2 separate regions of the Homo sapiens genome follow, and region 2 is linked to region 1. A link is an interaction called in ENCODE POLR2A ChIA-PET data of the cell type or tissue named here. Cell type or tissue: A673. All regions are shown on one strand. Links, peaks and the distances in the headings refer to the core of each region. The heading gives the core; the rest is flanking DNA. Region 1 overlaps NRDC (nardilysin convertase). Region 2 overlaps RAB3B (RAB3B, member RAS oncogene family).

What was found. Peaks named below come from ENCODE experiments on the same cell type or tissue, not always from the same donor. Only the 100,000 strongest peaks of a DNase experiment are listed, where the experiment ranks them.
Region 2: POLR2A ChIA-PET joins it to region 1 with 10 read pairs; 5 of 35 experiments call an interaction of 5 or more read pairs at or near these places.

What each region holds. Positions count from the first base shown.
Region 1 is chr1:51,840,810-51,848,809 of GRCh38, reverse strand. The region is part of intron 1 of NRDC (nardilysin convertase); the gene reads left to right. Among named protein-coding and RNA genes, the nearest start is that of MIR761, 8.4 kb to the right of the region's middle. In A673, for the core only: a CTCF peak has its summit at 4,159; DNase peaks (open chromatin) are centred at 3,809, 4,599, 6,339, 7,509 and 2 weaker places; H3K4me3 peaks cover 2,693 bases; H3K27ac peaks cover 7,635 bases.
Region 2 is chr1:51,922,026-51,939,649 of GRCh38, reverse strand. It overlaps RAB3B (RAB3B, member RAS oncogene family), which reads left to right. Exons shown (of 5, transcript NM_002867.4): 3 at 2,238-2,356; 4 at 6,208-6,332. Among named protein-coding and RNA genes, the nearest start is that of NRDC, 52 kb to the right of the region's middle. In A673, for the core only: no CTCF peak of the experiment used is centred there; a DNase peak (open chromatin) is centred at 7,999; H3K27ac peaks cover 1,599 bases.

The sequences.
Region 1 (8,000 bases), core at 1-8,000:
CAGGATTATTGTGAAGATTAACTGGGTTAAGACATGTAAGTTAATACATTAAAAATGTGAGCTATTGTTATTAGGTATATTTATGCATTTTATAGTTTATATTGCTTTGGCCAAAGGGATTTTAAAAAAATCTTACTTTGATGTATAGGAAAGCTACTGATTTTTGTTTATAGTTCTTTGATTTTGGCTACTTTGCTGAATTCTATTTATTAATAATAGTTTTTGGGTTTTGTTTTTGGTAATTCTCTTGTTCTAGGTAATAATATGTTTTGCAGTGATTTGTTTTAGCTTTCGATATTTGTACCTTATTATTATTATTATTATTTTTTGAGACGGAGTCTCGCTCTGTCATTCAGGCTAGAGTGCCGTGGCGCTATCTCGGCTCACTGCAAGCTCCGCCTCCCGGGTTCACGCCATTCTCCTGCCCCAGCCTCCTGAGTAGCTGGGACTACAGGCGCCTGCCACCACGCCTGTCTAATTTTCTTTTTTTGTATTTTTAGTAGAGACGGGGTTTCACTGTGTTAGCCAGGATGGTCTTGATATTCTGACCTTGTGATCCGCCCGCCTTGGCCTCTCAAAGTGCTGGGATTACAGGCGTGGGCCACCGCGCCCCACCGTAATTATTTTTTATTTATATACATTTTGCATCTTTTTTCATTTATTAGGACCTCCAATATAATATTGAATAGTAGTGACGATAAAGGACATTTTGTTCATGACTGTCTTTAAAATGGATTTGATGTTGATTTATAGACGTGATCCTCCATAAAGCTAAGGGCTTTATGTGTAGGTTCTTAATTTGCTAAGGAGTGAGTTGTGTATTTTTACAAAATCATTTTTATTGTACAAATCATAAATGAATATTTTTTATTACAAAATGAGAGGTGACAGCGTGCTGGCAGCCCTCACAGCCCTCGCTTGCTCTTGGCGCCTCCTCGGCCTCGGTGCCCACTCTGGCTGTGCTTGAGGGGCTCTTCAGGCCGCCGCTGCACTGTGGGAGCCCGTTCCTGGGATGGCGGAGGCTGGAGCCGGCTCCCTCAGCCTGCGGGGAGGTGTGGAGGGAGAGGCACGGGCGGGAACCGGGGTTGCACGAGGGGCTTGTGAGCCAGCTAGAGTTCCAGGTGGGCGTGGGCTTGGCGGGCCCGCACTCAGAGTGGCCGCTGGCCCCTGGCAGTGAGGGGCTTAGCACCCAGGCCAGCAGCTGCGGAGGGTGCGTCAGGTCACCCAGCAGTGCCAGCCCACTGGCGCTGCGCTCGATTTCTCGCCGGGCCTTAGCTGACTCCCCGCAGGGCAGGGCTCGGGACCTGCAGCCCGCCGTGCCTGAGCCTCCCACCCCGCCGTGGTCTCCTGCACTCCCCGAGCCTCCCCAACGAGCGCCGCCCCCTGCTCCACGGCGCCCAGTCCCATCCATCGCCCAAGGGCTGAGGAGTGCGGGCGCAAGGCAGGGGATTGGCAGGCAGTTCCACCTGCTGGCCCGGTGCTGGATCCACTGGGTGAAGCCAGCTGGGATCCTGAGTCTAGTGGGGACTCGGAGAACCTTTATGTCTAGCTGGGGGGATTGTGGATACACCAGTCAGCACTCTGTGCCTAGCTCGAGGTTAATGAACACACCAATCAGCACCCTGTGTCTAGCTCAGGGTTTGTGAATTCACCAATCAGCACTCTGTGTCTAGCTCAAGGTTTGTAAATGCACCAATCTGCACTCTGTGTCTAGCTGATCTGGTGGGGACTTGGAGAACCTTTATGTCTAGCTAAAGGATTGTGAATGCACCAATCGGCACTCTGTGTCTATCTCAAGGTTTGTGAATGCACCAATCAGCACTCTGTGTCTAGCTCAGGGTTTGTAAATGCACCAATCAGCACTCTGTATCTAGCTAATCTAGTGGGGAGGTGGAGAACTTTTGTGTCTAGCTCAGGAATTGTAAACACACCAATCAGCATCCTGTCAAAATGGACCAATCAGCTCTCTGTAGAACAGACCAATCGGCTCTCTGTAAAATGGACCAATCAGCAGGATGTGGGTGGGGCCAGATAAGAATAAAAGCAGGCTGCAGGCTCCTGGGGTGATAACCCACTTGGGTCGAGTTCCATCGCTGTTGGCGATAAATCTTGTTGGTGTTCACTTTTTGGGTTCTCACTACCTTTATGAGCTATAACACTCACCCTGAAGGTCTGCAGCTTCACTCCTGAAGCCAGCGAGAGTACGAACCCACAGGCAGGAAGAAACTCTGAACACATCCGAACATTGGAAAGAACAAACTCCAAACAAGCCGCTTTTAAGAACTGTAACACTCACCGCGGGGCTCCGCGGCTTCATTCTTGAAGTCAGTGAGACCAAGAACCCAACAATTCCAGACACAAAAAGAGTGAAAATGTTTTAAGAATTATAAAGTGTCGGCTGTGCACGGTGGCTCATGTCTGTAATTCCTGCACTTTGGGAGACCGAGGCGGGTGGATCACTTGAGGTCAGGAATTTGAGACCAGCCTGGCCAACATGGTGAAAACCCCGTCTCTATTAAAAATAAAAAAATTAACCAGGTGCGGTGGTGCACGCCTGTGGTCCCAGCTACCCGGGAGCTTAAGGCAGGAGAATCACTTTGAACCTGGGAAGTGGAGGTTGCAGTGAGCCGAGACGGCACCACTGCACTCCAACCTGGGCGTCAGAGTGAGGCTTGGTCTCAAAAAAAAAAAAATTATAAAGTGTAAAATATCTTTGTATCTCTAGTTTTTCTCCTTTCCCCAGATATATACATTACCATTCCATTTGATTTGTGTACTTTTAGTTCTGTTGTTGTAACTTTATATGCATTTAATGGATACATGTTGTACACATAGCTTTCTTTTTTTTTTAAATTAGGTGTTAGATTTTGTCTCATTTTGTTTCATTAAGTAGATATTAAGTACCTACTATGTATCAGGTCCCCTCCAGGCGTTAACATTCTTTTGTTTATTCAATATCTGTTTATTAAATGTTTGGTATATATATGCCTGGTGTTGTCCCAGGATATAGCTGTGAAGGAAAGAAAAGCTCTGTCCTCAGAGATAACATTCTAATGGTGCAGGCAGAAAATAAAATCAAGTAATGATAAATGGTGCGAAGAAGGTTAAAGTAGGATAAAAGAGAATAGAAATGGGCGAAAGAGCTATTTTAGGTAGTGTGGTCAGAGAAGGCATTTCTGAAAACGGGACATTTCTTTTCTTTTCTTTTCTTTTTTTTGTGACGGAGTCTCGCTCTGTCGCCCAGGCTGGAGTGCTGTGGTGCAATCCTGGCTCACTGCAACCTCCGCCTCCCGGGTTCGAGTGATTCTCCTGCTTCAGCTTCCTGAGTAGCTGGGACTACAGGCGTATGCCACCACACAAGCTAATATTTGTATTCTTAATAGAGTCGGGTTTTCGCCATTGTTGGCCAGGCTGGTCTTTAACTCCCGACCTCAAGTGATCTGCCCGCCTTGGCCTTCCGAAGTGCTGGGATTACGGGTGTGAGCCACTGCGGCCGGGCCAAAAGGAGACATTTCATGAAAGACTTGAAAGAGGTAGAGCAGTCGGGCACATACTTTATCTGGGTCAAGGGCCCCTAAGGCCAACAGAACAGCAAGCACGAAGGCCCTGGACTGAGAGTCTGTTGGCAGTGTTTAGGAAACAACAATAAAGTCATTTGTTTAGAGCAAACAGAATGAAGGAAGAGTAGTGGGAAAGAAGGTTGGAGAGGTAAATGAGAACGAGATTATGTTGAGCATTGTATAGGCCATGGTAAGGATTTTGGATTTTAAGTATGATGGGAAGCCAATGATGAATTTTGAAAAGGGAAATGGCCTTGTATTAATTTGCTAAGGCTGCCATAACAAAATATCAAAGACAGAGTAGCTTAAATAACAGCTCTGGGGTCTAGAAGTTCAAGATCAAGCTGTCAGCCTATTTGGTTTCCTTCCTTCCTTCCTTCCTTCCTTCCTTCCTTCCTTCCTTCCTTCCTTCCTTCCTTCCTTCCTTCCTTCTTTCCTCCCTCCCTCCCCCCTCCTCCCCTTCCCCCCTCCCCCCTCCCTCCGTCCCTCCCTTCCGGAATTCCTTTCTTCCTGAGTCTTGCTCTGTCGCCCAGGCTGGAGTGCAGTGGCGCCATCTCGGCTCACTGCAGCCTTCGCCTCCCGGGTTCAAGCAATTCTGCCTCAGCCTCCCGAGTAGCTGAGACAGACTACAGGCACGCGCCGCCATGCCTGGCTAATTTTTTTGTATTTTTAGTAGAGACGGGGTTTCACCATGTTGGCCAGGATGGTCTTGATATCCTGACCTCATGATCCGTCCTCTTCGGCCCTATTCGGTTTCTTCTGAGGCCTTTCTGGCTTGCGGTTGGCCTTCTCCTTGGTATCTCCTCACATGGTCTTTTCTCTGTGTGCACACATATCTGGTGTACCATCGTGTTTCCAAATTTCTTCATTTTATAAGGATACCATTCAGATTGGATTCAGACCTACTTTAGAGGCCTGATGTTTAGCTTAATTACCTCTTTAAAGGCCCTGTCTCTAAATACAATCACATCCTGAGGTAGTAGGGTTTAAGGATTCAACATAGGATTTTGGGGGGAACACATTTCAGCCCATAGCAGGGCTCATTTGCTTTACTTAGCCTGCTGAGAATTGACTTGAGGTGTGTTGGGGCGTCGGGGGATGGTGGTGGTGGAGGCGAGTATAGCCAGGGTATTGAGGTTAGAATGGAAACAGAGAGTTAGGAGGAGATTAGACACGATGACAACATGCTCTAAGGAAATAGCTGTAGAGTTGATGAGAAGTTATCAGAATTGTGATTTATTTTGAAAGTAGAATGCATAGGATTATTTTGATAGTAGATTTTTAGATTTTTTCTGTTCTGTTTATGAAAAATTTAAGCTGGAAAAAAAATGCACCTTACAAAGACCAAGTAAAGTTCCCCTTCCCTGGCTTTTTTTTTTTTTCCCCCAACCTGAGTTGGTATCTGATACAGATATTGGGACTACCTCAAACTGCTTCTCTATGATTCTGCATCTCTGAGATTCATCTTAGAATTTATTTCTGGACAGATTGTTCATATTCTTGGAAAATAGCTCTTGGATTTTAACTTGTCCTGCTGTTGGGTTGTGTAAGGGAGGAAAATAATTTTTTTCAACCCTCATAAGTTATTATTTGGAATGGTCCCCTGTAACAAAAGAAAAACAAATATAAGTTTGTTAACATGTATAATTCATAAATACATGGGAGATACTCAGAATGAGTTGGCTTTTAATTCCTGCTTATATAGTATCTTCAACAAATGTTTAGCAAAGTGTCAAGACAAAGAAAAAGGACTTTGAGTCTGTAGGGGCAGCAACTTGTAGAAAGGCAAATAATGGCAGGCAAAGCATAATTAGTAAACTTGTTAATGTGGATTCCTTTGGTGTCGTATCCAGACCAATACAGGTGTAAAGTTGTATTTGGTGGTTAACTTGTGTTCTTCCACGGTAAACAGGGGTTGGGTTTTTTTTTTTTTTTTTTAACCTTTTTTGTCTTTGGAGTAAATTTATGTCTTGCTTTTAGGCAAGTGGATAGCAGAGAGCTTTCCTGCATCTGCTTTTTAATTGCCTTCAGTTCAACAATCCTTATGCCAAGGAGGCATATTTAGAGGTGGCATATTGCTGTCTACTTCTGGTGGTCTTGAACATTTTAATCCCTCTGTATCCTTACATGTTGCCCTGCCCTCCCACCCCAACAAGTAGTTAGCTTTTTTTTTTTTTTTTTTTTTTGAGACAGGTTTTTGCTCTGTTGCCCAGGCTGGAGTGCAGTGGCATGAACGTGGCTCACGGCAACTTCCATGTCCCGGGCTTAAGCCATCCTCCCACCTCAGCCTCTGGAGTAGCTGGGACCATAGATACACCATGCCTAGCTAATTTTTGTATTTTTTTTTGTAGAGATGGGGTTTTGCCATGTTACCCAGGCTGATCTTGAACTCCTGGACTCCAGCAATCTACCTGCCTCGGCTTCCCAAAGTGCGGGGATTATAGGCGCAAGCCACTGTGCCCTGCCCTGTTTTGCATTTTGTGTTTATCATTCTTTTGCTTAAAAAAAGTTGGATATATATGTATACCTAAATAATATACTGTTTACTTTTGCTTGTTTTTTGGCATTATGTGAATGGTACTCATATAGTATTTTTTTGTGATTTGCTTTTTTCACTCATGTTTTTAAGATTAACCACTGTCGTAGTTTGTTGCTGAATTCTGTATTTCCCTGTGTTACAATATTCCACTGTGAAGAAAATTTTCATTATATGAATATACCACAGTTTTTTTATTCTGCTGTCAGTAGACTTGGATTGCTTCCAGTTTACATAATTGAGCTTATTGCCCTGAGGCTCTCTTTGCTCTTATTTATTGATCTGAAGCTTAGACTTTTTCTAGGGTTTCCTGGGAAGAACCAATATCTTACTACATGTTTATAGGTCTGTGGTTTTCTCCATTAATCTGATCAAATTTGCATGTCTTCTAATGATTTCTAAAAATTTGTAATCTGCTAACAGTGTCCTTTCCTGTTTTCTGTCTGTCATGATTTTATTTTCAAAAACCAAAAAAAAAAAAACCAAACATTTTTTCTATCACTTAAATGTGATTATTTTTTATTATTTATTTATTAATTTTTGGGACAGGGTCTCATTTTTCACCCAGACTGGAGTAAAGTGGCCCGATCTGGGCTCGCTGCAGCCTGGACCTCCTGGGCTCAAATCATCCTCCCAACCTCAGCCTCCTAAGTAGATGGGACTACAGGCGCATGCCACCATGCCAGGCTAATTTTTTGTATTTTTTGTAGAAATGAGGTTTCGCTACGTTGCCTGCTGGTCTTGAACTCCTGAGCTCCAAATGTGATTATTTTATATGGAAAGTAGATAAATCCCAGTGTTCAGTCTTCCATCTTAGGCCAAAGGTTCTCTTCCTTGTCTTTCTTTGCATGTTATTCTTAGTTTTTGCTTGACTTTTTAAGTGTACCTTGTCTTAGACGCCTTCCCTGACTGCTTGTTTCTTACATTCTGTATTTATCTCTGTCATTCTGTATTATACTGGCTCATCTCATTATTAGACAGTGAATGCCTGATGATGAGGAATTTTGTTTTATCCTTTTTATCCTTAATGCAGCATGATATCTGATATGTAAAGGGTGCTAAATAAATGTTTATTGAATAAATACATGAAAAAATTAGTATAAATGGGGCTGAATGCGATGGCTTATGCCTGTAGTCCCAGCACTTTGTGGGGCCAAGATGGGTGGATTGCTTGAGCCCAGGAGTTCAAGACCAGCTTGGGTAACATGGCAAAACCCTGTCTCTAAAAAAATACAAAAATTAGCCAGGTATGGTGGCCTGTGCCTGTGATCCCAGCTACTCTGGAGACTGAGGTGGGAGGATTGCCTGAGCCCAGGTGGTCGAGGCTGCAGTGAGCTGAGATCGTGCCACTGCACTCTAGCCTACACAACAGAGTGAGACCTTGTCTCAAAGAAAAAGGAAAAAAAAAATTAGTGTAAATGGGAGTGGTCTGTAATAGATACCTAGTCATCAAACTGGCACAGTAGTTTTGCAGATAAGAATCAGGAGCTTGAGATGGTGGCACATGCCTGTAATCCCAGCCACTCAGGAGGCTGAGGTGAGCTGCTTGAGCCCAAGAGTTTAAAATCAGCCTGGGCAGTAAAGCAAACTCTGTCTCAAAAAAAGCAGAATAATCTTCCTGCGGGGCTACCAGTCTGTGGGGGATTTCATTTTCATAGAGATATAACCACTTTTTAGTTCATAAAGGCAGCTTTGGAGACTGATATGTCAAACATTTTATAGAAAAGAAAATCAGCAGTTTAATTTTGTGTGATTTTGCTTTAATATTAAGCTGACATGACTGTTCTGTATATTGAGGGATACAATTTATCTTAGCCTAAGTCTTCTGGTATGATAGAATGTTTAAATACTTACAAACTGAGAAATAGGGGAGGCTGAGTGGTGAGTTGCATATCTTTAGCTAC
Region 2 (17,624 bases), core at 3,894-11,893, 87 kb before region 1:
TGAGCTGTGATCATGCACTCAGGACTGGATGACAGCGTGACATCCTGTCTCAAAACAAAAAAAGCTGGGTACACTGGCGAGCGCCTGTAGTCCTAGCTATTCTGCAGGCTGAGGTGGGAGGATCACTTGAGCCTAGGAGTTCAAGGCTGCAGTGAGCTATGATGATTGTGCCACTGCTCTCTAGCTTGAGTGACAGAGTGAGACCCTGTCTCTTAAAAAAAAAAAGTCCCAGATTTAAGGCCTACCTTTTTGTCACCAGCTTTATGACCTTGACCTTGGGAAAGTCACTTGCCCTTTCTGCAATTTTTGCATTCTCAACTATAAAGTGTAAATAATAATGACACCTACCTCACTGGAATCTCATAGAATTTAAATGAGGTAATATATGAGGACATGTTTTATATATGCTTAAGCATCACACATTCTGAGACTGTAATGATATAGAGAAGATTGGCTGGTCCCTCACACGAGGACTGTGTGGAAAATTTGGAAGCATCCCAATGTGCCCTGATAACCCTTTGCTGTTGGTCTTGTCTTTGTTGCTTGCTTACGTGTTTGTCTTTCCAACTAGACTATGAGCTACTTGTGATTAAGAATTGTCTTAAAGTCATTTTTTGAAAAAATGTTTATTTCTCCTTACATAAGAGTAATATGTGCTCATTGTAGAGATAATAAAAATACATGAAGAAGTCTGGGCACAGTGGTTCACACCTGTAATCCTAGCACTTTGGGAGGCTAAGGTGGGTGGATTGCTTGAGCTCTGGAGTTTGAGACCAGCCTGGGCAACATGGTAAAACGTCATCTGTACTAAAAATACAAAAATTAGCCGGGTGTGGTGGTGTGCTACTCAGGAGGCTGAGGTGGGAGGATCACTTGAGCCCAGGGGGTGGAGATTGCAGTGAGCCAAGATTGCTCCACTGCACTCCAGCCTGGGCCACACAGTGAGACCCTGTCTCAAAAAAAAAAAAAAAATTACATGAAGAAAATCAAAATCTCAGTAATTCTTGTCTCTTATTCAGAGAAAATCTCTATTAACCTTTTGATGTGTTTCTTCTATTTTTTTCTGTGCACATATAGTTATAAAACTAATACATCACACATACAAGTATTGTCTCATATCGTTAAATATTCTTACATACATGAACTTACATAAAAATTCTTACATTTTAACCATTCTCCTATTGTTGAATATATAAGTTGATGATATGTTTTCACTGTCTAGATAAAGTTTTAACAAATGTGTTTTTGTACATACATATTTGTCTGATTTTCTATTTTTATAGGGAAAATTTTTCTAATTTTGTGGGAAAAATTCCCAGAAGGAATATTTCTGGGTCAAAGAGTATGAACATTTTTAATGCTCTTAAGACTTCCAAATTGATTCCCAGAAAGGCTAAACCAAGTTCCACTCCCACAAGCAAGATGTGAATTTGTATATTTCACTGCATGCTTATCAATCATGGGAATTATTATTAAAAATAAGGGGCTGGGCACAGTGGCACAAAACCTTAATCCCAGCTACTCGGAGACTGAGGTGGGAGCATTGCTTCAGCCCAGAAATTCAAACTTGCAGTGAGCTATGATTGTGCCAGGGCTCTCAGCCTGGGCAACAGAGTAAGGCTTTGTCTTAAAAAAAAAAAAAAAAAAAAAAAAGAAACAAAAATAAGGTTAAAACTTTTTATGTAATAATTACCCACTCAACATTTCTTATGTGCTTGTTCATGCCTCTTGTCCACTTTTCCTTTAGGATTTTAATTATTCTTATTAAATTCTATGAGATTTAAAAAATCATTTTAATCTAGTCAGCAAGCACAATACAAGACACATAATAGATGCTCCTTAAATATGCCTTGGGTTGGGCGCGGTGGCTCACTCCTGTAATCCCAGCACTTTGGGAGGCCGAGGCGGGTGGATCACCTGAGGTCAGGAGTTCGAGACCTGCCTGACCAACATGGAGAAACCCTGTCTCTACTAAAAATACAAAATTAGCTGGGCATGGTGGTGCATGCTTGTAATCCCAGCCACTCGGGAAGCTGAGGCAGGAGAATCACTTGAACCTAGGAGGCAGAGGTTGCAGTGAGCTGAGATCGCGCCATGGCACTCCAGCCTGGGCAACAAGAGCAAAACTCCATCTCAAAAAAAAAAAATGTCTTGGGTTATTAGTTAATTGTCCTGGGGACTTTTTAGGAACCAAAGCAGACTTTCTAAGAGATTGTTTCTTTTCTTTTCCTGCCCAGGACACAGCTGGGCAGGAGCGGTACCGGACCATCACAACAGCCTATTACCGTGGGGCCATGGGCTTCATTCTGATGTATGACATCACCAATGAAGAGTCCTTCAATGCTGTCCAAGACTGGTATGAGACCCATATTCATTCATTCATTTAACAAACTGTTCATTAAAACCTAACATGTGCTAGGTCCTGTATTGTGTGCTGGGGAAGCCCAGATGAATCAGACATGGTTACTGGCCTCAGGAGTTTACAGACGAGAGCAGAAGACAGATCCATAAGCAGGAATGAAAATATCATGTGATAGGCCGGGTGCAGTGGCTCACGCCTGTAATCCCAGCACTTTGGGAGGCCGAGGCAGCCAGATCACCCGAGGTCAGGAGTTTGAGACCAGCCTAGCCAACATGGTGAAACCCCGTCTCTACTAAAAATACAAAAATTAGCCAGGCGTGGTGGCACGTGCCTATAATCCCAGCTACTCAGGAGGCTAAGGCAGGAGAATTGCTTGAACCTGGGAGGCGGAGGTTGCAGTGAGCTGAGATCACACCACTGCACTCCAGCCTGGGCAACAGAGTGAGACTCTATCTTAAAAAAAAAAAAAGAAAGAAAAGAAAAGAAAATGTGTGCTAGGTGCAGTGATGAAGCGAGGCATCAGGGCTGTGGGAACCCAGCAGAGGGCTCTCTGACCCAGTTTAGGGAGTCAGAGAAAGTGCCCTGGAGTTGCTGACACATATGCTGCATTTTGTAAGATGAACAGGAGTTAGCCCGAGGGACAAATGAATAAGGATGTTCCAGAAAATGAGTACAGATGTGCAAAGGTGAGAAGGTAGGTGCGAGTGTTGAAGGGCATAGGTCATGAAGGGTTTTGTGTGCTGCTATAAGGAGTTTGGATTCTGTCCCATAGGTGATGACGTATGAATTAGAAACCAACAGGTTCACATTTGTGTTTCAGGAAGATTACTGTAGCTCCAGTGGAGAGTGAATCCACATAGCACTTAAAGTTTATCCCTGGGCTGAGCCAGGTGTCCAGGAGCACATACAGTCCAAGTTCATCAAGGCTCAATATGCAATGGAAATCAGTACAGCACCCCAGAGTTGCAACCTCTGAGCAACTTATAGCTTTCTTCCTGGGGCACGATTCCCAGGAGAAGGGAGCCTGAGGGGAAGGACACATGAGAGGGAGGGCCAGGACCCAGTGTCCCTGCTCAGATGAGGATGGGGGAAGGTGGGACATCTGTGTGGTGGCTGTCCTTCAGAATCGGAGAGGCTGAGCAGACCAGGCACACAGCAGCAGTGCTGGCCAGTGCTGGGCTTGTCTCCTTCTCCCTTTTGCCTAATGGTGACCTTCGAGGACTTCGCTTCTCCCAGGGAGCAGTTGTCATAATTGTGTTGGCTTCACATACACAGCTTGAGCTGAGAGTGACCTTGTGGGCTGCCTGCTGCACTCCCCTGTTCTGACCAGCAGTTCAGGGTGTCATCAGCATGTCTGTCATTCCTGGGGGTCTGTGTTCTCCTTTTCTGCCTCCTGGTTATCCTCTTCTTCCTCCTTTCTGTCCCTTCCTTTTAAATAACTCTTTCTTCCCTCTACCTTGGGTCTTTCTCCTCTCCTTCCTCTGTTCTCTTCCCCTTCCCTTTACTCTCTCCACTCATCATTTTCCTCCCTTCCTCCCCTCTCCCTGCTCCTCCTCTTCTCTCTCATCACATCTCCCCTGAAGTGTCTCCACGCTGCCCATTTCCCTGTTGGCCTTGACCCCCTTCCCTTCCTCCCTCAGTCTCTGTTCATTCTGCCTCAGGAACACGGTGACTTTAACACCTGGTGACGATTCCTCCAAGAATAACCTGAGTTTGTTGCTAACCTGGGAGCTGAGAGGAAATGGGGTGGGAGAAGGGAGGAAGATGAAAGAAAGAGTAGCATGGGAGATAAGGAGAGCTGGCCCCAGTTACCTGCCTTGAGTCTGAAGACTGAGGGTCTATCTCTCCCAAGCCCTGGCCTTTGAGTTTTGTCTGTGGGTAACTTGGTCTCAGTCTCACCCCTACCTGCCATCCAAGCCCCAGTGCCCAGAATGGGGCCTGGTTTCCTGTGGGCCCACAAGAAGTGGTGGTTGAGTGAATTCCATCCTTTGAGGGAATGGCTTCTCACCATAAATGAGAAGGTTGGTGGTAAGATCAACTTTAAGAGCAGGGTCAGTAGTAGGTTCAGGTTGCAGTTAGGGTTGAGTTAGGTTGTCAGTGTCAGGGTAGAGTCAGATTCAAGATCTGCTTCAGGACTGACCATTCACTGGCTCGTTCATTTATCAGCATTCACTGACACCTTCTTCGCTGTGTGTTCTGTGCTGGGTATTGGCATCCCAAAGATGAATAGGCCGGTCCTTGCCCTCAGGGAGAGAGACAAATTCAGCCAAGTGTAATAGGTGTCATGGTGAACGTGCAGGAGACCAAAAGAGGAAGTAATCATTTCTACCTGATGGGGTCTTTGGGGAATGTTAGGCCCATCTCCACAAAAAGATGTCTTCATAATATAAGAGAGTCCTTTTTTATTTCCTCTTAAAATTTTGTTTTTAATTAAAGAAGTAATACATGCTCACTTTTAAAAATGTGAAAAGTACAGAAATTTGAAAAGGTTTTTTTTTTTTTTTTTTTTTTTGAGATGGAGTCTCGCTCTGTCACCCAGGCTGGAGTGTAGTGATGCGATCTTGGCTCACTGCAAGCTCCACCTCCCGGGTTCACGCCATTCTCCTGCCTCAGCTTCCTGAGTAGCTGGGACTACAGACGCCTGCCACCATGCCCAGCTAATTTTTTTTTTTTAATTTTTAGTGGAGACGGGGTTTCACCATGTTAGCTAGGATGGTCTCGATCTCCTGACCTCGTGGTCCGCCCACCTCGGCCTCACAAAGTGCTGGGATTACAGGCGTGGGCCAGCGCACCCGGCCAAAAAGTATTTTTTAAAAGTCTTATAATCATCTTATATGAAGGTAACCACTGCTGACATTTTGGTTCCTGCAAATAATCATAATCCGAGGCTTCAGGGAAGGTTTATGAATCACATAGGAGGAGGTGGAGGCTAAGTGGATCTAGGAGAAGCTTGAAGAGGCTCCCCTCAAGGTGTTGTGGGATCAGCACTGGGCCCTGGAGGATGAGTTAGTTGTGGGGAAGGACTTCCCAGTGTAGGCAAAAGCACAAGCCATGGAAGAGCTTTTGGGGAATGAGTAAAAAGGTTAGGGAGGCAGGAGAATGGGTAATGAGGCTGGAGAGACACAGCATGAGTGATCTTGAACTGAGGAATCTGGACTTGATCACATAGCTAGCTGGGGGCCAGAGAAGGCTTTTAAGAAAAGATTCATTGTGATCAAATACCTGTTTTAGAAAGACCTCTCTGCCCAGTGAGGAGAGGGATGGCCAGATATGGTAGAGGTGGACTTCAAAAAGATGGATGAGGTTTGCAGCTAGGGCTTAGGAGTCAGCATCTGTGACAGCCAGCAGGGACAGGTATCTGTCTGTCCTCAGCTGAATTAATTGGCAATAACTTGGATGTTGCTAGTCCTGTGGAAGAGAAACCATTTCTTCACACTTCACAGTTTTCTTTTTGTCATAGGAGGGTATGTGTCTTGGTCAGTTTGGGCTGCTATAACAAGAATACTATAGACTTGGTAGCTTAAATAACGGACATTTCTTTCTCACAGTTCTGGAGCTAGGAAGTCCAAGATCAAGGTGCCAGCAGCTCCAGTATCTGGAGACAGCCAGCTTCTTGTTGTATCCTCCCATGGCCAAGAGAGAAAGAGGGCTCTAGCCTCTTTCTCTTCTTATATGGACACATTTATTAGGACTCTAGCCTCATTGACATAATTACATCCCGAAGACTCCACCTCCAAATACCATTACATTGGGGATTAGGCTTCAACATGTAAATTTGGAGGTGGGGACACAGACATTCAGTCTATAGGAATATGATTAACATATCTCTTTCTATCTCATTTTAGGGCTACTCAGATCAAGACCTACTCCTGGGACAATGCACAAGTTATTCTGGTGGGGAACAAGTGTGACATGGAGGAAGAGAGGGTTGTTCCCACTGAGAAGGGCCAGCTCCTTGCAGAGCAGCTTGGTATGTACATGACACATGTATGTGCATGTGTGCATTTGTACACATGCTCATGAGAGTGGGGTAAACAGGGTACGAGTGTGTTTGTATTTATGACATTAGTGTTGTGATTGTGAATTATGTACCTATGTGATCTGTGTGTATTGTTTTATATTTGTATGAGGTACATATGGGCTTTGTGCTGTGAGTTTTAGATAATTCATCATTTTTGATATGTATATATTTTGTTATATTGAATGTGTAAATAAATTTTAAATTTATAAACTCTTTTTTTTTACCAGTTCCTTCCACAAAGGACTTGAGATATCTTATAAAAATGGTCACAATACAACAATAAAAATAAATAAGTAAGTGAGAAAATTGGAGCAAAGGGAAAGCAAGGGTGAGGGAAAAATAAGAGGAAGCTAGGGTAAGTATTAAGTTCTTGGACACCTGCAAGAGTTGGGGCCAAAATGTTGTCTTTGAGCTTCCTAGCAACCTTTGCCAAGAGGGAAACATAATCAGCTACATGGTTTAGAGTGTCCTAGTATAAAAACAAACCCATTATTCCAGAGAAGCACTACTCTTCATCATCAACTGTAGAGCAGACTCTGTATGCTGAATGTGACCATGTCTTGAATATCAAACATCCTTCCAGCACTGAGTATTTATATGCTGTTCTTACAGTTTATCTCAATGCAAATTCATGCTTCTCACCAAAACACAATTCACAACAAAAGTAATAGTATGAAGGAACAAAACTATGTGGTTTGAGTATGTAGCTCATCGGTGTCCTGACTTTTTCCAAGCTTAACATATTTTGATCCTTGTGCTCCTTTGAGGCCTAGGTGCCCAGGCATGTCTCAGTGGCCCCAAAGCAGAACTCTACCTACCTTTGCTTAAAAGAAGAGCTTTTATTTTATGTATTGGGGTCCAGGGTAAGGTTGCCTTACAAAAAGAGTTCCATGCCTGTAGGTTTGAAAGTTTGAAATCTTCCTCTAGAATAGATGTACTGCTTAGCTTTTAGACAGTCTCCCTAAGTATATCTCACATCCTTAGTGTTGTAAGTATTGAGGAGTGGAGAGTTTAAAGTCTCTGACAGTTTCTGAAGAACAGATATTTGGGCTTATAGGTGGGTAATCTGTATAAAATACAAGTGTGAATTGTGTGTTTTATATATTTGTATTATGAGTATGTGGGTGTGTGTGTGTTGTATACTTTTTTCTCCCCAAGGTGTCCTGTAAACTGTAGCAAACTATAAGTGCTTAATAAACAGGGAGGTTGGGTCATCTTGGGCCTTGCTGTCTCTACACTATCACAGAGGTTCTCAGAGTCCAGAAAGTGCCTCCATGTGGTCCATTGACCAATAAGCAAGTGATGAAGCCCACACCTGGTGAACTTTAGACGGTCCCTTTAGGCTTTCAACCTGTAGTCTCCCTGGAGGCTCCCAGCACTCTCCCTGGACTGACTATATTTCATCTGCTTGGAATGCTCTCTTCTACTCCCCATCTTCTACCCTCATCCAGCTGGTGAGACCCCACTCAGCTTTCAAAACAGCTTACACTTCACATCTTCTATGAAACCTTTCCCAGCCCCCTGCCAGAGCTCTTTATTTGTTCTCTCAATGCACCCCATACGTAAAAGAGTCACAGTACCCATCACAGTTGGATGCACTCATTTACTTGTCTGTCTCCCGAAAGTTCCCTGCAGACAGGAAATGAATCTTGTTTGTCTTTGTGCCTACTGTGCCTAGCATATGGCCGGGCACGGAGGATGCAAAAATATGTTTTGGTTAATTTTATGATGTTAAGTATTTGGGTACTTCATTTTATTGTCCAGTGAAGACTTCCTGAGTGCCTACTCTGTTCTAGGCCCTGAGCTGTGAAATAGGCTACATTTCCTGGTCTGAATAAGCTCGATCCAGTGAGAAAGCCTACAGTAACAGTCATAGTCCAATTGGTCAGGGCTGTGACAGAGGGATGTTGGGGGAGCATAGAGGAGGAACGTCATTCTCCTGGGATCAGAGAACATGATGCCCAAGTGGAGTCTTGAAGATAAGTAGGACCAGTCCAGTGAAGAAGAAAGTTAAGGGCATTCCAGGCAGGGGCATAACCCTGGCAGAGGCAAGGAGCTGCCTTGTGGGTCAGGGAACCATAAATCACTGGATGGTGTGAGTCTGGAGTAGTGTTGCCCAAAGAGGGGACTCACGCCACTGGAATTGTGCAGGATGATTTTCTGTATTTATTTTCTAATACATATTTGGATATGTATTAGAAAAAAATATACCAGCATGCCAAGCCCTTCTCACTAAGATTTTTTTTTTTGAGATGGAGTTTCACTCTTGTCACCCAGGCTGGAGTGCAGTGGGGCGATCTCGGCTTACTGCAACCTCTGCCTCCCGGGTTCAAGTGATTCTCCTGCCTCAGCTTCCTGAGTAGCTGGGATTATAGGCACCCACCACCATGCCTGGCTAATTTTTTGTATTTTCAGTAGAGACGGGGTTTCATCATGTTGGCCAGGCTGGTCTCGAACTCCTGACCTCAGGTGATCTGCCCACCTCAGCCTCCCAAAGTGCTGGGATTATAGGCATGAGCCACCTTGTATGGCCATTCTAAGATTTTTTAAAGGTGAATTGGTTAAACATTTATTAGGTGCTTACCATGTGTCAGGCACTATTTATTCTAAGTGTTTCAAAGTATTATGCATCTAATTTAATCCCTCTAAAACCCTCCAAGATATGTTCTTTCCTTATCTCCACATTTTGTGTGTGTGTGTTTTTTTTAACAGATGAGAAAAGTGAGGCACAGAGAAGTTGAGTAACTTGCCAAAGTCACACAGCTAGTAAGAGGGTAGAACCAGTATTTCAACTCAGGTGGTAGTCTGGCTCCCAGAGCCTGTGCTCCTAACCACTTAACTTTACTACACAGCAAATGTGGTAATCATAGCTGATATATATTGAACAAGGCACTATGTGAAATGTTTAGCATTAATTATCTCATTTAAGTCTCTTTATAAACCTTCAAGCTAGGTACTATAGAGCATGTCCAATACTCTCAAAAATGAGGTTCAGAGAGGTTAAATAACTTGCTCAAGCTATACCATTAGCAAGTGGTGGACTCAGTATAAACCTATCAAATTTATTTAGGAACACAGATAGAACACCTGAGATTAAATCTTAGTGCCATGTTTTTAGGAAGGCACTTGAAGAAGACCTTAATGAATTGGTTAGATTTGGGCAGGTCAAAGTAACCCATCTCTGCCTAACTCGACTCCCTGAGCTTTCTGCTATTGATCACCAGAACTTGCCTATTTACATGTTTATCTCTCCTCCTAGGCTTCTACTGCATGGATTGTGTCTGATTTGTTTCATTATCCTAAGGACCCAGCATAGGGTAGATATTCATTAATACATTTTACTTATTCAGTGAAAAACATTTATTGAGCACGCTGAGCCAAGTTCTGCCCTGGCACTTAGGATATAATGAATGATGAACAAACAGCTGCAATCCTTACTGTCATGGAACTAATGGGGAAAGAGACATTAAATAAATACTTACACAAATATTAATTAAAAATTGTGCAAATAAATGGGTGAATTGTATGGTATGTGAATTATGGCTCAATACAGCTGTTAAAATTGTGATAAGTTCTACTTGAGTTAGGACTCTTGTTATTGCAAGTGATAAAATTGCAAATCAAACTAGCTTTAATAAAAAAAATAGAATTGGCTGGGCGCAGTGGCTCACACTTGTAATCCCAGCACTTTGGGAGGCTGAGGTGGGTGGATCACTTGAGGTCAGCCTGGTTTGATACCAACCTGGTCAACATGGTGAAACCCCATCTCTACTAAAAATACAAAAATTAGCCGAGCATGTAGTCCCAGCTACTCGGGAGGCTGAAGCAGGAGAATCCTTTGAATCCAAGAGGCAGAGGTTACAGTGAGCTGAGATTGCCCCACTGCACTCCAGCCTGGGTGACAGAGCAAGACTCCATCTCAAAAAGAAAAAAAAAGGGAGAGAATGTATTAGCTCCTGTAACTGGGAAGTCCACAAGACCCAGGGCTCAATTGCACTCTCCATTTCTCAGCTTTACTTATCCCCTCAGCCTCTTTCTATAGCCAGACTCTCTGCGTGGGGAGTTAGAGGGATGATGGCAGATTCATGGCTTCCCAATTCCTGCAAAAAGAGACCTTCTCTCTCCCAACCACTATGAATCAATCCCAGAGAATACTATGATTGGTCACCTGTGAGTCATGTGCCCATCCCAGTGGCTGGGGGAGGCAAGTATGGCAACATAGTCCCAATATAACTGTTTAAAATGGTGGTTTCCTAAAGGAGGGAATGAAGGGGGCAGATAGAAGTTAACATAAGTCCACCACAAGTGCTATGAAGAAGTGCAAGAGAGAAACCTAATTTTAGGCTGGAGAGTTAAGGTTTTCTGAGAAAGTAACACTTAAGGTGAGAACAAAAGGATGAGAAAAGGCTAGCCAGGCAAAGAGTAGAGTGTAGGGAGGGGCATATTCCACATCCAGAATAGTCCCAATGTGGGTTAAAGCATGAAATATTCATGAAATTGAAAGAAGGCCATGGCACAGGGACTAAATAATCAAGGGAGAGTAGCATGAGATGAGGATGGACAGATGGGGAGAGATCAGATGATGCAGGATCTTGTAGACCACGTTAAGAATTTTGCAAGGATATGATCAGATCTGGGAACAGTGAAGGGGGATGTTCAGCCTTCCTCACCCTCACCCAGTGACTACCCCTCTGCTGTCTCAGGTATTAAGTCAGTTTCAGTGGTATCTTTGCCAGTGCAGTAATGCCATTCTCTGCTTTATGGGATCCCTCCTCAGGATTCCCTTTCTTGTAGCTTTTCTCAGCTCTCTCAGTCAAGACTATTGATATGGCCAACAATTCGTGTTTATTAAAGCTGTGAGGCTGGGCTTGGTGGCTCACGCCTGTAATCCCAGCACTCTGGGAGGCCGAGGCAGGTGGATCACCTGAGGTCGGGAGTTCGAGACCAGCCTGACCAACATGGAGAAACCTCATCTCTACTAAAAATACAAAAATTAGCCAGGCGTGGTGGTGCATGCCTGTAATCCCAGCTACTCGAGAGGCTGAGGCAGGAGAATCGCCTGAACCGGGGAGGCGGAGGTTGCGGTGAGCAGAGATCGCACCATTGCACTCCAGCCTGGGCAACAAGAGCAAAACTCCATCTAAAAAAAGAAAAAAAAAAGCTGTGTGTTGTGATTGGCCTTCCATATCCTCAAAGTTCCTGGGACTTGGTTGAGATCATATAGATGCTGAGGCAGGTGGGTGTTTGGAACAGTAGAGGAGTTTTAGGGACTTTTATTTCAAGAAGCATGACCTTTTAGGGTTCTGCCTCCATGTGCTCCTCGGAAAGGGGCTTCTTGTCCCTTTCCTGGATCTGACTGGAGATCTGACCAGAACCCAGGGAGGCTAGTAAAAGGGAAATATGCTTCTGCCTACAAAGGAAGGAGAGACCATCCACAATGTAGTTTTTTGTTTTATTTTGTTTTGAGGCAAGATCTTGCTCTGTCATCCAGGCTGGAGTGCAGTGACACAATCTTGGCTCACTGCAACCTTCACCTACGGGACTCAAGCAATCTTCCTGCCTCAGTCTCCTGATCCCAAATAGCTGGGATTACAGGCATGCACCACCATGCCCAGCTAACTTTTATGTTTCTTGTTTGTTTGCTTGCTTTTTTGGTAGAGACGGGGTTTCACTGTGTGGCCCAGGCTGGTCTCAAACTGCTGGGCTCAAGTGATCTGCCAGCTTTGATCTCCCAAAGTGCTGGGATTACAGGCTTGAGCCACCATGCCCAGCCCAAAATGTAGTTTTGAAACACACACATACCAGCATAGTGTAGTGGGAAAAGCACGCCCAGACTAGGAATTAGGAGATTCAGAGTTTTATCCTGCTTCTGCTACTACTTTACTATGTGACTTTGAGCATTGCATTTGCTGTCTCTGGGTCTCTGTATTTACCTATCTGTAAAACATGCAGTTTGGATTAGTTGAGTAGGAAGATCTGTTTGGCCCTATCCCACTTTGATTCTGTGATTTCAGTTTACCCAATTCCGCATTCATGACTCAGACCCCACAGACTCTCATACACTGCCTTGCTTATTTTAGGTGCTCAATAAATCTGTGTGTGTGTGTGTGTTTTCTAGATTGAGATGAACCAAGGAACCTTGTGTCATTGAGTCTGGTTGCAGAGAAAGAAAGGCCTAGTTGGCATTGATAATAACTAACAGTGACTTAAAATTCACAATATGCTTTCACGAAAATCCTCTTGTGACCTTTGTTGTCACTTCTAGCACAGAAGGCTGCATTATCATCAGCTATTGTAATACAGTATCTGTATTGCTGTATAGTACATAGTATATTATCACCAGTACAGTAAACCAGTGATTTTCTTGATGAAGAAGCTGAGTCCAGACCACTTGCATTTTCTTGCACACAATGAGCTGTGCCACACTTCTGTGCCTTTATTTTCCCACTCTAAGATTATGTAACTTTTCTAAGCCATGTAAGTAGTAGATGGCAGGCCCCGTACTCAAACTCAGACTTTGACTTAAAATCCTAATGTTCTCATATCATCCAATGGTGTTTTCCCAAAAGCCTGTCATAGTTTCTCTTCACATTTCCACCCTCAGCCACAATATTGGTGAGATTTCTTTAGATTATGCTGTGGTAACACACAGCCTGAGTCAGGAGAATAAGGGTTTCTTTCTCACTCATTACATACCAGCTACAAGTCAGCTGCAACTCTGTTCCATGCATTTTCTTACTCTGGGGTCCGTTTGGAATGGCTAAACCACACAAAGCCTCTTAAAGCTTCCTTGGGACTTGGATCACATCACTTCTGCCCACATCCATTGGCCAAAGCAAGTCACATAATCAAACTCGATGTCAATGGAGTGGGGAGACGTATTCTTCCCACAAGGAGGCACTGCAAGCTAGTGGTAATGTGGAGGTATAAAATCTCTTGCAGGCAGGGCAGTTCACAGTCACTGAACACATCATGGACTCTGGGGACACAGAGGTGAATGGGTTCCCTTCCCTCAAGATGCACACTGACTAGGGAAACAAAATTGCAAACAGATAATTATAACCTTCTTTGGGTCGATGGCTATGCCAGTCCTCATCCTACTTGCTATTATTTTTCACCCTCTCCTGTTGTTTTTCCTGCAACCCCTTCTGAGGGTTTGACCTTTGCAGGCTATGTTTCCCAGCCTCCTGTGATGGTAGCTTCTGGCTGGGACTAGCCAAAGGAAGATATTGGCAGGTGACTGGAGATGCAGCAAAGGGAGAAATCCAGGTATTTTCCCCCTGCCTCAGCTGGCCCCCCAGCAGGGGCTGCTCCTCTACTGTGACTCCTGCTCTCATGGTTCCAGCATCTTTTAGCTCTAATACTAGTATTTTTTGCTTTTGATAATCTCTGGGTTTCCTCAATATTCTGTTTAGCTTCTTAGTTCTTCCATCACCTATATAAGCAATTCCTTCTGGTTTAAAGAATAGTTCCCATTTTTCTGGTTGGAATCTGACTGAAACAATCACACAAAGTGCCATGAGAGTACAGGGGAGAGAGACATTATATGTTCTGAGTGGTAGAGGTGTTGTGGGGAAGAAAAAGTGAAGCTTCTCTGGGATCAGTAATTCCACAGATGAATAATGAAGATGATTAGGAGTAGTAGCTAGAGATTAATAACATGAGCAATGGCACAAAATCAGGAAGCACTGATGTTTCTGGAGCATAGTGTGAGCCAGGAAGATGAAGCTGGGGGAGTAGAGACCAGGCCATGCCAGGTCTTGGGTGTTCAGCCAGTGAGGCTGGATATTGAATTGATCAGACCTCTTTCAATTCCAGTGACACAAATCCAAGTCAAAATAGCTCAAGTTATAGGGACAGGTGAATAGCTGAAGCAAAATGGAAGAGAAGGTCCATCCAAGGTGCCGGATGGATTGTCCACATGACACTCAAAGTTCCAGAGAATGAAAACAAGCCTTGAGTAGAAAGGAAGACAGTGAGTCCCACTGAGCCCAAATCATCAGTGACCAGAGGATGTGAGTTGAAGGTTGATAAATGACAGAGATGAGGTGGTGTCAGAGCAGGATGGAGAAGGGATCTGAACCGTGGAGGAGACATGTTCTGGAGCAGTGTTGGGATGAGGAGAGGTGAGTTTAGCTGGTTGCAAGTTTCTGAATAGAATTCTGAGGTCGTATTCAGAAGCAGGCAGTGTGGATGCAGTCTATGGGTCTGTGACAGCTGCCTTTGGACAGAGTAGATAAACGTGATCATTTTTGGGGGGTGGAGGAACATCTCAGATTCAGTTAAGAATTGAGCCCCATTAAAAACAGCAGAAATGTCATTGTTCTGAAGCCAATTAGGAGAAGAAAAGGACTGGGGGCTAGTCTGGATAATTGGTTGTCATCTTCCTGGCCTCACTAGATTCTCAGCTCCTAAAAGTCCTTATTAATGAACCTGAAGAAAAGGTTACCATATGGACCTACTAATGAAGAATATTTCAGGAATCTGACAGTAATTGGGTGGGGTGCATTTGGGGTTATTCTGCTAAGCAAGAGAGGCCCTTGAGCTGGCTAGACCCATGAGTTGGTAACTTGAGTCACAGTTCTCACATTCCGGGTACCTTTGAGATGACAGTAAAGACATCTCTTTGGCATGACACAAGAGCTCCCCCTGTTTGGCCCCCTGCTGACTCAACTCTCACCACTTAGGGTTTTCTGCTCTAAGGATAACAAACTGCTATGGCCCTTTTGGCATAGACCAAGGCTGATTTTGCCCCCTTATCTGTGCTCTATTCATGCTGTCTCCCCTGCCTGTTGTGCTATGCTAGACATGCCTGTGCTCACACATACACTCACAGTGACATGTCTTTGTCTAGCTGATATCTGCTTAAGCATCAGCTTCTCCAAGAAACCGTCCCTGGTCTCCAGGCTTGGTTAGATGCTTTCTCTGTGCCCTGACAATCCCCTGGCTTCCCTCCATTCCAACACTTATTGCCCTGTAATATTGTCAATGTGTCTATCTTCCATAACACACTAGGGGCTCCTCAAAGGTAAGGGCTGTGTCTGATTCACCTTGCTGTCCCCAATGCCCAGCACCGTGCTCATTGAGCTGAGCTTTCATGACCCACACTATCCGTATCCCCTCAACCACACCCTCCTTGCTCATTCCCACCTCCTTAATTCAACTATTCATTCCACCAACATTCACTAAGCACCTACTCTTCCAGGTGGTGCTGGGGCTCAGAATGACATAGTTCCTGTTTGGGGAGCTCCCTGTCTATATGGACTTCTGCCATGCAGGGTAAAAAGTGCTATGGCAGGAGGAAGCACAGAGGAGAATGAAGATACCATATGTAAGCTGAGTCCTGAAGAATGAGAAGAAGTTAGGTGAAGAGTTTTGTTTAATTATTTTTAATGTAATTTATTTGTGTATTCATTTATTTATTTATGGTCTCGAACAACTGGCCTTAAGCAACCTTCCTGCCTTGGCACCCCCAAAGTACTGGGATTCCAGGCTTGAGCCACTAGCACCTAGCCAGTTTTGCTCAGTTCTGACTTTTTTTTTTTTTTTTTTGAGACAGAGTCTCACTCTGTCGCCCAGGCAGGAGTGCAGTGGCGCAATCTCAGCTCACTGCAACATCTGCCTCCCAGGTTCAAGCAATTCTTCTGCCTCAGCCTCCCGAGTAGCTGGGATTACAGGCAGTGCCACCACACCCGGTTAATTTTTGTATTTTTAGTAGAGACAGGGTTTCACCATGTTGGCCAGGCTGGTCTCTAACTCCTGACCTCAGGTGATCCACCCACCTCGGCCTCCCAAACTGCAGGGATTACAGGCGTGAGCCACTGCACCCAGCCTGAGTTCTGACTTTAAAGGCTCACATCCTCACTAACTTCAAGAAGCTTCCTCCTCCTCTCCTTCCCTGCCAGCCTCTCCCTCTCCTGCATCCCTGCATGGCCTCTGGTTTCCTCTACCTGGGTTAGAATGTTACAGCTTGTTCTGTTGCTGTTCCAACTGAGCGTGAGACAAGGAGGCATAAGGGATAGACCCCTGGCCCATCTCTGAGTCTCAGTTTTCCTGTCTGCAAATTACAAGTGCTAACCCTTGCCTTGCCCCACCCCACTCACATGGTTGTTTTCGTATTTGTGAACTGTTAATGTGAACTGCAGATGGGAGAGACTGATGCCTTTATTAGCATGTCTTTTCTACAACTATAATTGATCTCCCTGTGTCTGTATCTCTAACACTCAACACAAGACATGGCACAAGGTCAATGCTCAATAAAGACTTGGTGGGCCAGTCACTGTGGCTCATGCCTGTAATCCCAGCACTTTGGGAGACCGAGGCGGGCAGATCACCTGAGGTTGGGAGTTCCAGACTAGCCTGGCCAACATGGTGAAACCCTGTCTCTACTACAAATACAAAAATTAGCCGGGTGTGGTGGTGGGTACCTGTAATCCCAGCTACTCAGGAGGCTGAGGCAGGAAAATCGCTTGAACCCGGGAGGCAGAGGTTGCAGTGAGCCGAGATTGTGCCACTGCACTCCAGCCTGGGCGACAGAGCAAGACTCTGTCTCTCAAAAAATAAATAAATAAAAATGAAATTAAAAAAAAAAAGACCTGGCTTATTGATTGACCCTAAGTGATGAAGACAAAGAGATTTCCCCAAAGGCCCTGGAGACAGTAGAGGTGCAAGGAAGCTGGGAGTAAGGTGGGCCAGGAACATATAGGAAAGAGAATTGCCATGTATTCACATGCCAATCATGTCATATACTTTCATGGATTTAATTTTCATTACTATCCTATGGGGTAGGTAGTATTCGCCTCATTCTATAGATGAGGAAACAGAGACTGGGAGCAATTAGGCAACTTGTCCAAGATCACACAGCTAGTAGCTGCCCTCTGTACAATGTGGCATGTCCTCCCCTCAGTGCCACTTCCTCACAAGGGATTTGTGCCCCTGGCCTTGAACTGTGTCCTCATCTTCATCTGAGCTGAAAACCTATTTACTTACTTACTGGTCTGCCTCTTTCCCAAATAAACAATACACTCCCCGCACCTCCCCAAACACTGCCACTTGTGATAAGGCAGTCAAAGACTGGGGAGTCCATTTTTGTGACGTTCATTAAGGAAAAACGATATGCTGGAGGGTCTCTGAAGCTGACTGGGTTTCTATGGCCTGAGTATAATGAGCCAGCAGCTGCCTCCTTCTTCATCACATGTCCACAATTAGCAGGCACTTCTGCTGCTTGTCTTTCTCAGGTCA